2 separate regions of the Homo sapiens genome follow, and region 2 is linked to region 1. A link is a contact called in ENCODE Hi-C or POLR2A ChIA-PET data. All regions are on one chromosome and are shown on one strand. The core of a region is the stretch at or near the end of the contact, and the rest is flanking DNA. Distances in the headings are between cores, read along the strand shown.

Region 1 (7,252 bases), core at 3,032-5,531:
CTAGCCACAGCATCTCTCTGGTTATAAAGCTCAGAGTGGGCTGGACGTGGTGGCTCACACCTGTAATCCCAGCACTTTGGGAAGCCAAGGTGGGCAGATCACCTGAGGTCAGGAGTTCAAGACTAACCTGGCCAACATGGTGAAACCCCGTCTCTACTAAAAAATACAAAAACTTGCCGGGCATGGTGGCGGGAGCCTGTAAACCCAGCTACTCGGGAGGCTGAAGCAGGAGAATGGCTTGAACCTGGGAGGTGGAGGTTGCAGTGAACCGAGATCATGCCACTCCACTCCAGCCTAGGCAACAGAGCGAGACTCCGTCTCAAAAAATAAAAATAAATAAAAATAAAGCTCAGAGTGTCAGGCACAGTGCTAGACACTATGCAATCTAATTCTCACAACAATCCATTAGCTCCATTTTCCAGAAGAGGAAACTGAAGCCCAGAAAGGTTACAATCTGTCAAAGGCCCTTGGCTAATAAATGACAGAACCAGGATTCAAACCCAGACCCACCTTAGAAACCACACTTGTAGCTGCTGTGCACACAACCTAGCAAGTCTGACCTAGGAGTTAGTGGAAAGGGCAGGCAGTGAACTTTGCCTTTGGACTAGGGGAGCTCAAACAGAGTAATAAATATGTAATCACTGTGTGGACTAGAAGTACAGTCACTATTTCAAGCCAGAGACCAACAAGGCCAGGCCCAGAGAGGAGGTCAATGAGCACAGGTTCATGTACGTCTGCAGCATAGGAAAGAATCTCTGCAATGAGTTTTTTTCCAAACAAGGTGGTCATGTTCACAGGTTCTAGGGGTTAGGACTTGGACATATCTTTTGGAGGGGCAACCATCCAACTCACTACAGGCAGGAAAATCAGTGGGGAGAAACACTCAAAAGAACGGGAGGAACGACCTGTGCATGGCAGAGGAATGAGGTTTAAAGCTGTCAGTAAGGCTCCGGGAAACTGAGAGAATGACGGATTATTAACAGAAAGGGGATATGCAAAGAGCAGAGACAAAGATGGACTCTGCTTTTAAGGCTGCACACTCCAGCAGGCAGGTGGACACAGGGACCTGGTTTTCAGGAGAAAAGAACTTTAGTATTTGGTAGCTATAAGAGCAGATGGTCACAGCCACAGGAAGGGACAAGCGCGTGGAGGGAGAGGAGAGAGGGCAGAAGCCTGAAGAATGTTGACACTCAGGCAGCGGAAAGAGGAAGAGGAACCAGGGCAGCAAAGGCGCAGTCAGAGAGGAAGGGAAACAGAGGCCATGGGAGAACAGACATTTACCCTCCTAGGGGGCAGGGTCCAGTCTCTTTCTTCTGCATCATTCCCGAGTCTAACAAGGTACTAGGCATAGAGTAGGCACTTGGCAACCGCTGAAGTAATAATAAAAAGCAATTATGTGAGAGAGACCAACATGTGAGTGATTTCTAAGATGCAAAGAAAAGAAGGTAAAGGCATCTGTAATGCTTGAGAGCTTGGCCAAGTTACATGAGGCAGCATCTTCTGAGAGGGTGTGGGGTGAGTAGGGGAAGGCCTGGAAGAAACCCCAAGGGAAATGTGATGGGAAAACCACGAGAAGAAGAAAAGAATGAGCAGCCAGCTGCTGGAGAAGGTGAATTCTGGGGCCTTAACTGCCCCACCATGGGGCTCGTGTGAGCTCCCTGCTACACACAAGAGCTGCCTTGCCATCTAGCCGCTCTTTTTTTTTCCAATCCCAACCATCCATTCCACATATTTATCTAAAAAGCAGTTACCACAACTCATCTTGGGGAGAAGAACTGCTGTGAAACCCATGAGCGAGAGGCTGCTGCTGTGACCTGGGAAGACCTGCCCTGCATCCCTGGCAAGTTCTCTGGGGTGACTCTTCACCATGGGCGGGTAGCAGGCTTTTCCAGACAGGAAGTGTGTGGAGAGGAGCAGGGACTGTGGCCAGTGGGTGACTCATGAAGCGTTTACCAGCCATGTGGGTGCCCACCACCCTCAGATGGGGGCAGACTGGGCCAGTTGCATCAGACTTCCTGGAAGCATTTCTTCATTTCTATTTTTGAAGACACTGAACTTCCAGAGTGACATCTCTCCTGACGACTTCAAAAGGCACTCCAATCAGCAGCCATAACCAGTATCTTCTTACACATACTTTATCCACCCAACTCTACTCACTCCCCAACATGCCTGCACACAATAGAGGAAGTGGCCAGACAACACGATGCAGCCTTTCTAAGGGCAACAGGAAACGATACAATACCACGGAGCCACAATGAGGACCCGGGCAGCTAGAGCTCCCACACACCACCATCTTTCCCAACAGCCAGACCCTTCCTGGCCCACAGACAGGGTCAGGACACAGACAGCATCAATTCCCAAACTAACTGGTTGACAGGTCAGAGAATATCATCATTCAAAAGATCACAGGACTTCCTGTACAAATTAACCCAGATTCAAAGGAACAGGGAGTCAGGTACCCTTATACTGCAGTGAGAGGGTAAATTAGTACAACTTTCTAGAATTTGGCAATATGGCAACATTTATTAATATCCTTACATTTTGATTCATTCAAAATTTGCACATATACACACATACACATCCTTTAAAAACTGAATACCTACCAAGTGCCAGGAACTATGCCAAGTAGTAGGGGAGACAGAGAAGGTGACTGTTCTCAAAGAGCTTTTGTTCTAGTCACAGATTCGGACAATTAACCAATAAATCAACAAAATAATTTCTGAGTGCAGAGAGCACTGGCTATAAGAGCAAAAGATGAGAAATAACCTAAACGTCTGTTGGCAGGACTGATTAAATAAGATTAGATATTCTCATAAGAATGAATACCGCTCTGCTATTAAAAGTGCATTCTTGAAAACTATATTCAAATTGCTAGGATATAAATGTTTAAAGCAGGTTTCAAAACAGTACCATGATTATGTCCAGTGACAGAAGCCAATCACAAAAGATCACATATTGTATGATCCCATTTATATGAAATGTCCAGAACAGGTAAATCTGTACGTAGAGAAAGCAGATGAGTGGTAGTCTTGGGCTGGAGTAAGGGCGGGATGGGGCATCGAGGCGGGAATGCACGCTAATGGATTATAAGATGTCTTTTTGGGACTAAGAAAATGTTCTAAAACTAGATTGTGGTGATGGTTGTACAACTCTGTAAATACTAAAAACCATCAAATTGCACACTGTCAACAGGTGGACTTTATGACTTACATCTCAACAAAACTGCTAAAAAGTAACATTCAATATGACTTCAATATGGTTTTCAAAAAGAGGGGGTGTGAAGGGTCATGAGGGGAAGGATGAATAGCCATTCAAAACATTAACCGTGGAAATTCTCTGAGAGGAAAGTTCTAGGTAATTTTATGGTCTTCCTTATATTTATCTTTATTTTCCAAATATTCTAAAATATAGAAGTTTATTTAACTGGCAAACCAAATTATCCAGGGTTTTAAAATCTACTTTTCCAAGTGTACCTTAAGTATGTCCAAGGCACAAGACTAGAAAGGTCCAACTGCTGTGCTAACCTAGGTATCTCTAGGGTTGTCATATTCTTCACACCAAAGATACCAACCAGACAGCCAAGCAAAGGAATTTCATATTTCAAATAAATCAGACCAAGTAGCTCCTGGTTAGGGAGTGTCTGCTGACTGCTGGAAGAGCTTGCTACTCTCTGCAAACACTTTCAAAGAAAAACACCCAGAGGCCACCATAAAGCTCAGATACTATCAAAGCATGCAAAACAACATCAAAGATTTGAGCAGATTCAAATAGAAACTTCCTGGACACTTTCAGGAGTCACTTCCTGGTTGTGAAGTGTGAGGCCCTCTGGACAAATCATTCTCTCCCATGTGGCCTCCTCTGATCAGTGACTTCAAAGGCATCTTTCTGAAATGACTGGGCTGAGGGAGGGTGCCAGCCTCTGGAAGTCATTGGTTTCCCAACCAGGCTGTACTCCCAAATCAATGGGGAGCTTTAAAGGCAGGTTCCTGGACGCCATCCCTGGGAATTCTAATTCAATAGGCATGAGGAAGGCCCAGGAATCTACATTTTCCCCAAAACTCCCTGGTGAATATGCCAGTTGAGTCAAGTATGGGACTCACTGGGCTGGATACCATCTGGGATAACTCAAAATAGGGCTAGCCTCCACATCTGGCTACAATGCAGCAGGAATCCCACCCAGTGAGCACTGTGCATCAAAAGGCCACTAAGCGCAGAAAGGGAAACTCCACAGGGAAATTCCATGCATGTCTGGCTATCACTGCTGAAGCTTGGGGGAAGCTAGCAAATCCCTAGAGCAAACCTATTTTGGAAGGTTCCCTAAGACACAGTGATCTTGGATGCTCATCTGTGAAAAGGGGGATGACTAGTACAACTTCCACTGTGGGAGACCACAAGAAAAATCAGCCCTCTCCAACCACACAAAAGAGCCAGCAAGCTTTGCAACTCCCAAGGAACCAGAAGCAGAAAGGGATGCAGTATGGCATGACAGACTGTGAGTCTGAGTCACACAGATCTGGGTTCAAATCCAGGTATCCACTACCGGCTGTCTGTGGATTAAATATGGCTACAAACCTTTTGCCACTCTTTCCATCAAGAGGTGGCGTCTAGTTCCCAACCTGGAATCTGGGCTGGCCCAGTGACAGCTCTGACCAATAGAACATGATTGAGGTGATGTTCTGGGACGTGAGCCCAGGCCTCAACACGACTGGCTTCCACTGTCTTGGCCCCCAGATGCCATGCTGCAAGAAGTTCAGGATAGACTCTTGAAGGATTAGAGGCCATGCAAAGAGAAGCTGCCTTGGACATTACAGTGCAGCTAAACACAGACAAATGGGCAAGCTTGGCCGACATCATGTGGGGCAGAACCAAGCATCTGGACCCAATTCACACAATCAAGAGAAAGGATAAATGGTGGTTGTTTTAAACTACTGAGTTTCACAGGTGATTTGTTACACAGCAGTAGGTAACTGAAACACTGTTTCTCCTTGAGCAAATGGATTTTTCTGAGCCTTAGTTTCCTCATCAATCAGATAGGGAATGATGATAACCTGAATAGGGTTGTGTGAGTTTCAACAGAAGTGAACGGGCTGTGAAAGTCTGAAGCGCAGGCCAGTGCCAGTTACCATCACTATCTGCGCAAACCCAATGTTCAAACCACCACCACACCACCATATCCTTTTTCCACATTTAGAGTCTTTTTGGGCCAAGGGTACCTCTTCATACACAAAGCACAGGAACTATTTATACTCGCCCTATAATTGGGAAGGACCCTGCCAACAAATGCCCCATGTTCCCAAATCACTCACCTTCTCCCATCACATCAGTGTTCCCTCCGGCCTCTCTTCTTCCTGTTACAGTGTTATCTTTGCCCCAGCCATCCAGGTTCAAAGAATCAACCTCTTACACTCCTCCATTTCCTTTTAGCATCCAGGGAACGGACAAAACCTCACCTCCCCAGTCACCCCCACCTTTCCACTTCCAGTGCCATCAAGGCACGGTCATCAAAGCCAGGCAGGTCTGAGTGCTGCTCTGCAACTTACTACCTTTATGACCATACGCAAGTCATAAGTCTGGCCATACGCAAGACCATATGCATATTAATCAGTAATACCTTCTTTTTGTGGTCATTTCGAAGAAAGAATATGCAGCTAAAGTATTTAATACAGAGGCCGGATGCAGCGGCTCACGCCCATAATCCCAGCACTTTGGGAGGCCAAAGTGGGTGGATTACTTGAGGCCAGGAGTTCAAGACCAGCCTGGCCAACACCGTGAAACCCCATTTCTACTAAAAATAGAAAAATTAGCCAGGCATGGTGGTACACGCCTGTAGTCACAGCCACTAAGGAGGCTGAGGCACTAGAATTGCTTGAACCCGGGAGGCAGAGGTTGCAGTGAGCCGAGATCATGCCACTGCACTCCAGCCTGGGTGACAGAGTGAGATTGTCTTAAAAAAAAAAAAAAGTATTTAGTACTACAGGCCAGGAATTTCTCACCTGTACTACTATAGCCATCTCCTAATCTAGGCCTCTGCCTGTGTATCTCTCTCCATTTTGACCCCTCTAGCATAAATGCTATCAGATTAATTGTCCTGTATAGCAACTATCACATTATTCTCCTGCTCAAAGACCTTCCATGGCTCACACTGTTCTCAGATCAATCTCTGACAACCTCTCAGCTAAGTATGTAAGATTGTCCACAATCATGGCTCCATCTGTTGCCTTGGCCAATCCTATCCTTACTGCAACTTGCTATTAGAGTCAGCCTTCTAAAATGGCTGGCAACAATCCTCACCTTCTGGTATTCACATATTTGTGTAAATCTCTCCTAACCCATAGAAACTGCGAGATAGTGTTTTAAGCTACTAAGTTTTGGGGTAATTTGTTATGCAGGAATAGATAACTAATACTCTTCATTTCCCCTGTCACACCTGAGCTGTTGTTCTTTTCTTCAGTCATATTTGCCCTTCCTACAACATCTCAGCCTGCTGAAATTCTGCCAGGCCTGCAAGGCCCACTCAGATACCAGCGCTCACTCACCCTGAGCCTTTCTTAACTATCCTCTGGAAGCCTTCCCTAGTTCCCCAGTGTCTATCTCCATTACTGCACCTATCACACAGAAGCATTGTCAATCTGTTTATCTGTGTGTAAAATGACAAGGTTATTCATTGCCAAAAAAGACTAGAAGTCACCTGCACATTCATCAATGAATAAGAGAATGGCACATCCAGGCCGTGCATGGTGACTCACGCCTGTAATCCTAGCACTTTGGGAGGCCGAGATGAGCAAATCATTTGAGATCAGGAGTTCAGGACCAGCCTGGCCAACAAAGTGAAACCCTGTCTCTACTAAAAATACAAAAATCAGCTGGGCATGATGGCACATGCCTGTAATCCCAGCTACTCAGGAGGCTGAGGCGGGAGAATCGCTTGACCCAGGAGGCAGAGGTTGCAGTAAGCCGAGATCATGCCACTGCACTCCAGCCTGGGTGACAGAGCAAAAATCTGTCTAAAAAAAAAAAAGAAGAGACTGGCACATCCATACAATGGATGAGCCAACTGTTAAAAAAAAAAGAATGAGGGGCTGGGCGTGGTGGCTCACACCTGTAATCCCAGGACTTTGGGAGGCCGAGGCGGGCGGATCATGAGGTCAGGAGATCGAGACCTTCCTGGCTAACACGGTGAAACCCTGTCTCTACTAAAAATACACACACACACAAAAATTAGCTGGGTGTGGTGGCAAGCACCTGTATTCCC
Region 2 (7,252 bases), core at 1,966-4,465, 33 kb before region 1:
GGCAGTGGTAGTTAGAAGCTTAACCCAAATGGCCCAGAGCTCTAGAGAGACCTGGTCTGGGGCCAGAGCAACTAAGCCACCTGGGGCCCAGTCCTTCCCACCAAGTCCAGTTGTCTCCCTTCCCCGTCTCTGCTAGGAGTAGGGAGGGGCTCACTTTCAGGGCAGCCCTCTGTGCTCCTGGTCAGCTGGGCAACCCCCAAGTGCCTCGTACTCCTCGTGGTGACTCAGGTGTTTCCCTGATGCCCACTGGCAGGCTGTACGGTGTGGGAACACTTCTGCCCTACCCAGGGGATGAGTGGGGACAGTCAGTGTGCCAGGGGCCTCCATCCTCCATGGGCTCCATCTGCCACATGGTACAGCCTGATGGACCTTCTTACTGTACCAGAGCCTAAGCTGGATCACCACCTCCATCACAATAGTACTAGCTTCCCTTCTCCAAGGACTTATTACACACCATGCTCTGTGTATGTTGGCAAATGTAATCCTCACAACAACCCTAAGAGGCAGGTACTATTATCATCTCCATTTAACTGACGTGGAAATTATGGCACAGAGAGGCAAAGTAATTGGCTCAAGGTCACACAGTAACTAGAGAAGCAGGATTTGAGTCAAGGCAGGTTGGCTCAAGTCTTAGCCACTCTACTGTGTGCCTCATATATGGTGCTGGGTAAGACTGGACCAGGAGCTGGCATGTCCTTGCCCAGCTGGGGCTCCTTAGTCTCAGTCTGGAGCCATCACCTCTGAATCCTCTGTCTGGCTGCCAGTCCCCAGCTGTTTCTGTCAAGAACACCTTGGTCAAAGCCCTTCTGGACATTACTGCCAGAAAATGACTCCTGTGTGCTGAAGACAGCCACAGGCTCTCGTCCCTGCCTCCCTCTCCAGGCCTATCCTCCTGCTCTGCCTGCCTATGTGCCTCATGATCCCACATCACTCCCTGAGCATGGAGGCTTGAACTGGCACCTGCCTTGAATGCCATCCCCTCCACTAGCTAAAACCTTCTCTCCTTCGCGACCTGTCTGCACCTCCTCTTCCGGGAAGCTCTCCTGGACTAGCTCCATTCTGTTCCTTCTCACCACAACCCTGACCCGGGCCCTCCAGATCTGCAATCACTACACCAAACTGCAATGTCTGCTAACTGCTCTGGCCTCACCATGTTATCAGTTTCCCAGAGAATGCCCTGTATCTTACTGAGGTAGGTCCCAGCACCTGGCACGGTGCCTGGCATTTAGTGGGTCCTCAACATACGTTTGCTGGATGAATAAATATACTAAAAACATGAGCCTTAGCCACACTATTCTGAGTTGTAGCACTTGCCACTGTATCAGTTTTCATATATTACTGCCATCGAGATGCAATACTCCAAAGAAGTGAATTCCACCGGCTTCAGTCAGGCCTGGGTTCACACCCTGGCTCATCCCTCCCATCCTATGACTTGGGGAAGACATTAAAACTGGAATACTACCACCTAACCTGAGAGGCTGCTGTGTGGAATAAATAACGATGCAGTAACTGCTTAACAGTGCCAGGTAGATAGTAAGGGTCCTACAAATAAGGACCACAGTGGCTGCTGCTATTATTATCACCCATGGCTTGTGTTAAGGGATTGTATGGTGATATTCCAGTCCTAGAAATGTGCTAGCCTGCTGAAACCCAAGGGACCTCCACAGACAGAACTTCCCAGTTCCCTGCCTCACCATCAATTGTGGGGAGAGAACCGGCAGGGAGCCCCCTACTCTGGGCACATGCTTCTTTTTTCAGGGAGAAGGGCCTAAACCTTCCTCCCCTTCTCGCCCCACATGCAGGTGACCCAGTTGCTGTCACCTCCTTCCTCCCATACTGCAACGGAATAAGGGGCAGCCTCTGGATACAAGACAGAGGTTGCCCCGTCTCCGTGGCAGGTGCTTTTGGGATCAGAAGTGAGGGATGTCATGGGAGAATGGGTCTGGCTGATTCTCTCCCAACCTTTCTTATCAATCATTAATCCAAGTGCTGACCTAGTGACCTGGTTTTCTAGGCCAGCAACTCTGCCGTGTTCTCTGCTTACTATTTGCCAATCCAGGTCACCCCACCCTCTTAAGGACACAGGAGAAGCCCGGGTGGCCTTCTAGCTGGCCAGAGTCAGCCCAGAGAGTCACCTGAGGCCAATCCCCAGGAGTGGCCTGGGGCTGGTTTTGTTCAGAGAGTGCTGGAACCAGAGAAAAGACAGCCAGGAGGCCACCCACGCATTCCACAATTCTTCCCATTGCCCCAAGAGGCAGCCCCCTAGGAACAGCCTCCAGGGCTGGAGAATGTCCTGGAGAAGAGACCAGAGACAGGAGGGTACTCTTCACCAGGGATAGGAAAGCTGCCACAGAAGGGGGCCTTGGGTGTGCCCACCCACCCACCTGCAGTAGGGAGAAAGGGGCACCCAGATCCCTGCATCACCTCTCCACTGGGAGCACTAACGTGCTGACCACCTCTGACCGCAGCCACTGAAGACTGCGAAAAATCTGTGGTTTTCACAAAGAGAAGCTCAGCAATGTCAAAGCACATACACATGCATAAAAACAAAACTGAAAAGACATGGCCACAAATGTTAAGGGTACTTTTCTCTGAGGGGTGGAGCTGTAGGTGATTTCGATTTTCTTAATTATATTTTCCTATGTTATCCAATTTCTTCACAGTGAGCGTGGGATACCTTTATAATCTGGGGTTGGTCGGGGGAAGGGGGAGACATTTTTAAAACCAAATAAAATGCTGAGAGATGCCAACGAGGTAAAGGAAAGGCCTGCTCAGGTCCCAGAAGAGACCCAGATCTCTCCTACTGAAGCCTGAATGGGCCTGAGACCCCTCACACTACATGGAGAGGGCTTCCAGGGTAGGGTGGTTCTGCCGGCCAGCAGAGAGACTCACCAGAGACCGAGCCAGAGCCCTTCTCAGCTAAGACCACAGGGGCTATGGTTGTGGACACTGTCCCTGCCCCTCTGCCCTTCTGGTCCCTGCCAGCTGGTTTCATTCACTTGTTCAACAAATATTTGTCAAGTACCTACCACCATGTGCCAGGCTACATTAGCCAGCAATGACCAGGGCTATGAAGGACAAATGCCAAGCAAGGTGTGGCACTCAGAGCACATGAGTCAGGTGCGAGTGGCCAGGAGACGCTTTCCTGAGGACCTTACGTAGCCTCTGGCCCAGGCAGGCTGAGTGGGATTCCAGGGTGATGGGAACAGTGATGTGAAAAGGCCCAAGGAATGAGGACCTGGGCTGTCTGTGGGTAGAGAGAAGGGCTGTGGCTAGAGGTCACTCAGCGTCTTGAAGGGTAAGCTGAGGATGTGGGTATTTATTCTGGGAGGAGCAGAGAGCCAAGGGGGTTATGAAGAGGATGGGGAGGAACAGAGCTGCATTTTTACAAAGACTTTTCAGGCTGCTGTGGAGAACAGACTGAAGATGAGAACAGACTGAAGGTGATAACAGACTGAAGATGATTTCAGCCAGGCTCGGAGGAGCAATAGTTACAGCAAACCTGGCAAGGGAGTCGGCAGGAGGGGAAGGCCACCTGGAGCCCTGCAAGGTCTGGGAAGCAGCTGCCTGTTGTGTTCCTGGGAAGACTCAGGCTGAGGAGTTGAGGGATGGGGCCCTGACTCAGAGCTGAGTACCTCTCTGGCTGCCCCACCTGTGTCCTCACTGAGTAAAATGTCAGAATTAGATCATCTCCAAGGCCTGTTCCTGCTCTGCCCTCCCAGGGTTCAGCCTCCCAGAGGTCCTGGTCTCAGTGATTCCCGACTATGACACACACATACAAACACAGGTATCTGGGGAGCAGACGTGGCGCTTGGCACTGCTTGGCATGAGGCCAATCGATACTAACAGCCACATTCCCAGGCTTGACAACTACACCCAAGCCCCTCACACATCTGACACAGAGCTCTTGTGACCAGGATGCCAACCATAGGTCAACAGCCCTGCTTTAGGGGCTCTGTGGTTACAATGTGGACACCACCACTTATACCTTTTTCTTTTCTTTTTTTTTTTTTAAGACAAGATCTCCCTGTCACCCAGGCTAGAGTGCAGTGGCACAATCACAGCTCACTGCAGCCTCGATTTCCTAGGATCAGGTGATTCTCCCACTTCAGCCTCCTGAGTAGCTGGGACCACAGGTGTGCACCACCACGCCTGGCAAATTTTTGTATTTTTTGTAGAGACGGGGTTTTGCCATGTTGCCCAGGCTGGTCTCGAACTCCTGGGCTCAGGTTATCCACCCGCCTCAGCCTCCCAAAGTGCTGAGATTACAGGTGTGAGCCACCATGCCCAGCTACCTATTTCTTTACAAACAATTAAGACTAGGACAGCCCTTTAAGGGCACCTGGCTAGCTCAGTTGGTAGAGCATGAGACTCTTAAGTTCCTGAAGTGCTTTCAGGTACATCACACATCACTTAATCGACCCAGTGAGATGAGTGAAGGCAGGGCTATTTCATTTATCACTACACCCCCTACTCTGAGGGAAGCTCTGACTGGCTCTTGCTCGCCTGTGAATGCTCTAGGTGAGGGGACGAAGGCTGGTGGTAAGGAGAAGGGCAGCCACTGAGTGGGTGGCCAGCAGGCCCCATGAGAGGCAATGAAACTCTGACTGGCCCAGGAGAAATGGGACGTGCAATTGCAGCGGGGAGGCAGGAATAGGGATCTGCAGGGCAGAGAGACTTCTCAACCTTCCCAGGGAGAGAGGAGACATGGAAAAATCCCACAGTTAAGCTGTGATTGGTCGGTCTGTCCAGGAGAACCCAGGGATCTCAAGTTCAAGTCTCACCTAAAAGCGTTCACGTTCTTTGACCCTATACTTCCCCTTATAGGAAAACACTGAGCTGTTCACTGCAATGTTATTTATAATAACAAAAAATCAGAAATGGCCCAATGCCCAATAATAGAGGAATGGTTAAATATATTAGGGCACACCCAGACAACTGAGTATTACCTAGTCATTAAACTCATGTTTTCATAGAATATTTAATAACATAAGTGAAAAATACAATACGAATTTACATAAAGATCATGATTCTCATGAAAATGACTAGAAAAAGAATAGAAGAAAGTTCCCCTGTATGAAGAGGGTGGTAGGTGATTTTTTTGAGACAGAGTCTTGCTCTGTCACTAGGCTGGGGTGCAGGTGTGACCTCAGTTCACTGAACCACCTCCTAGGCTCAAGTGATCCTCCTACTTCAGCCTCCAGAGTAGCTGGGACTACAGATTCATGCCACCACACCCAACTAATTTTTGTATTTTTAGTAGAGATGGGTTTTCACCATGTTGGCCAGGCTGGTCTTGAACTGAACTCCTCCCGGATCACAAGTGATCCTCCCGCCTTGGCATCTCAAAGTGTTGGAATTACAGGCATGAGCCACTGCACCCAGCCTTTGTTTTTTTTTTTTTTTTTTTTGAGACAGAGTCTCACTTTGTCGTCCAGGCTGGAGTATAGTGGCACGATCTCAGCTCAGTGCAAACTCTGCCTCCCCGGTTCAAGTGATTCTCCTGTCTCAGCCTCCAGAGTAGCTGGGATTACAGGCACCTGCCACCACACCCAGCTAATTTTTGTATTTTTAGTAGAGATGGAGTTTCACCACGTTGGCCAGGCTAGTCTTGAACCCACCTCAAGTTATCCGCCTACCTCGGCCTCCCAAAGTGCTGGGATTACAGGCATGAGCCACTACGCCCGGCCTTTTTTTTGGGGGACAGGGTCTCACTGTTGCCCAGGCTGGAGTGCAATGGCTCGATCTCAGCTCACTGCAACTTCTGCCTCCTGGATTCAAGCAATTCTCCCACCTCAGACTCCCATAGCTGGGACTACAGACATGCGTCACCACGCCCGGCTAATTTTTATATTTTTTGGTAGAGTCAGGGTTTCACCATGTGGGCCAGGCTGATCTTGAACTCATAACCTCAAGTGATCCACCCACCTTGGCCTCCCAAAGTGCTGGGATTACAGACATAAGCCACCGCGCCTGGCCAATGTCACTGTACTTTGAAACTTTCGGTAACACTTATGATCTTTATTTTACTTGACCCACGATAGCATGTGATAGTGATATGACTGCTCGATCCCTCCTCCTCTACGCCTTCTCTTCATTTGGCTTCCTCCCAGGTTTTGCTCTGATATCACTGGCTGCTCCGTATCAATCTACTTTGTTGGTCTCAGTCAGTAATTTTCTTCCTAATCTCTAAAGGTCTCTTTCATTCTCCATCTACGCTCCATCTCTTTCTGATCTTATGCCAGCTTGTGCCTTCCAATGCCTTCAGTATGCTGATGATTCCCCAATTTATTTCTCCAGGCCAGCTTCTCTGACACCTCCACACGGATGTCCAATGGCAGCACAAGCCTAACACATCCAAAACCGAGCCCTTTACCTTCCCCCCATGGTCTCTCTCATCTCAGTAAATGACAACTCCAACCTTTAAGTTAGAGTCAAGGAATCTTGCTGGCTTTGCCTTTAATAAATATACGGAATCTAATTACTTCTCACCACCTCTACTGCTATGACCCTGGTCCCAGCCAACACCATCTCCTGCCTGGATTACTTAACAGCCTCCTAACTGGCTTTCTGGCTTCTGCCTCCCACCTCACCACCCACTCTCTGTACAGCAGTCAAAGTGATCCTTCTAAAATACAATTCAGATTCTGTCCCTCCTGTGATCAAATCCTTCCTGGAGCTTCCTATCACAGAGAAAAAGCCCATCTTAATACCTGCCAGCAAGTCCTTCTGGAACTGGTACCCCTGCCTGCTCCACTCCTTCTGGTATATTAAGTACCAGGCACACGGCCTCCTGCTGGTCTCGACACAGCAGGCATATCCTGCCTTCAGTGGGCCTTTGCAGCGGCTTTTCTCTCTAGCTAAAGTTCTTCCCCCTCCCCAGTTACCCACCTCCACAGCTCACTGCCTCACCTTCTTCAGGTCCTTTCTCAAATGTGGCCATCTCAGTGAGGTCTTCCCTGGCTTCCCTATTTCAAATATGCGTAGTCCACCCTCAGGTACTTCCATCTCCCTTCCCTGCTTCAACTTTCTCCATCCGTCTTATGGCTATCTGGCAGAGTGTATATATATTTCCTTATTTGTTTAGTGCTTGTCTCTTCCCAAAGAATATAAGCCCCAGGAGGCAGAGATTTTTGTCTGTTGTTAGATTCACATAACCCTCAAGTATCAGAGGAGCAACTGGCATAATTGCAAAAAGACGTCTGTTCACCACGCACCTTGAAGCAGTCCTGTAGAGATCACTGCTCCACGG

The links. A loop is a pair of places that touch in the nucleus more often than their neighbours do. ChIA-PET counts read pairs that join two places held with the same protein, here RNA polymerase II (POLR2A). Pooled maps may share reads with other maps.
Region 2: a loop to region 1 is called in a map of HepG2, with 2.2 times the contacts of the local background. The contact joins two enhancer-like sites. A Hi-C loop is called at or near these places in 14 of 168 maps with a recorded cell type or tissue (Caco-2, GM18951, HepG2 and 9 more), 9 of 37 single-sample maps with no recorded cell type and 28 of 50 pooled maps. POLR2A ChIA-PET finds 5 or more read pairs at or near these places in 15 of 52 experiments (A549, AG04450, CD4-positive, alpha-beta T cell and 12 more).

What each region holds. Positions count from the first base shown.
Region 1 is chr6:35,365,265-35,372,516 of GRCh38, reverse strand. The region is part of intron 2 of PPARD (peroxisome proliferator activated receptor delta); the gene reads right to left. Among named protein-coding and RNA genes, the nearest start is that of PPARD, 26 kb to the right of the region's middle. RefSeq lists enhancers at 1,199-1,458, 1,798-1,877, 1,908-2,157. Within about 2 kb of position 4,281, at least 10 of the 41 ENCODE cell types and tissues checked have a DNase peak (open chromatin) inside an H3K27ac peak, as active enhancers do; they include HCT116, PC-3 and PC-9, where a contact is called at or near this core.
Region 2 is chr6:35,397,559-35,404,810 of GRCh38, reverse strand. All of the region lies in intron 2 of PPARD (peroxisome proliferator activated receptor delta), which reads right to left. Among named protein-coding and RNA genes, the nearest start is that of FANCE, 51 kb to the left of the region's middle. Within about 2 kb of position 3,215, at least 9 of the 41 ENCODE cell types and tissues checked have a DNase peak (open chromatin) inside an H3K27ac peak, as active enhancers do; they include HCT116, PC-3 and PC-9, where a contact is called at or near this core.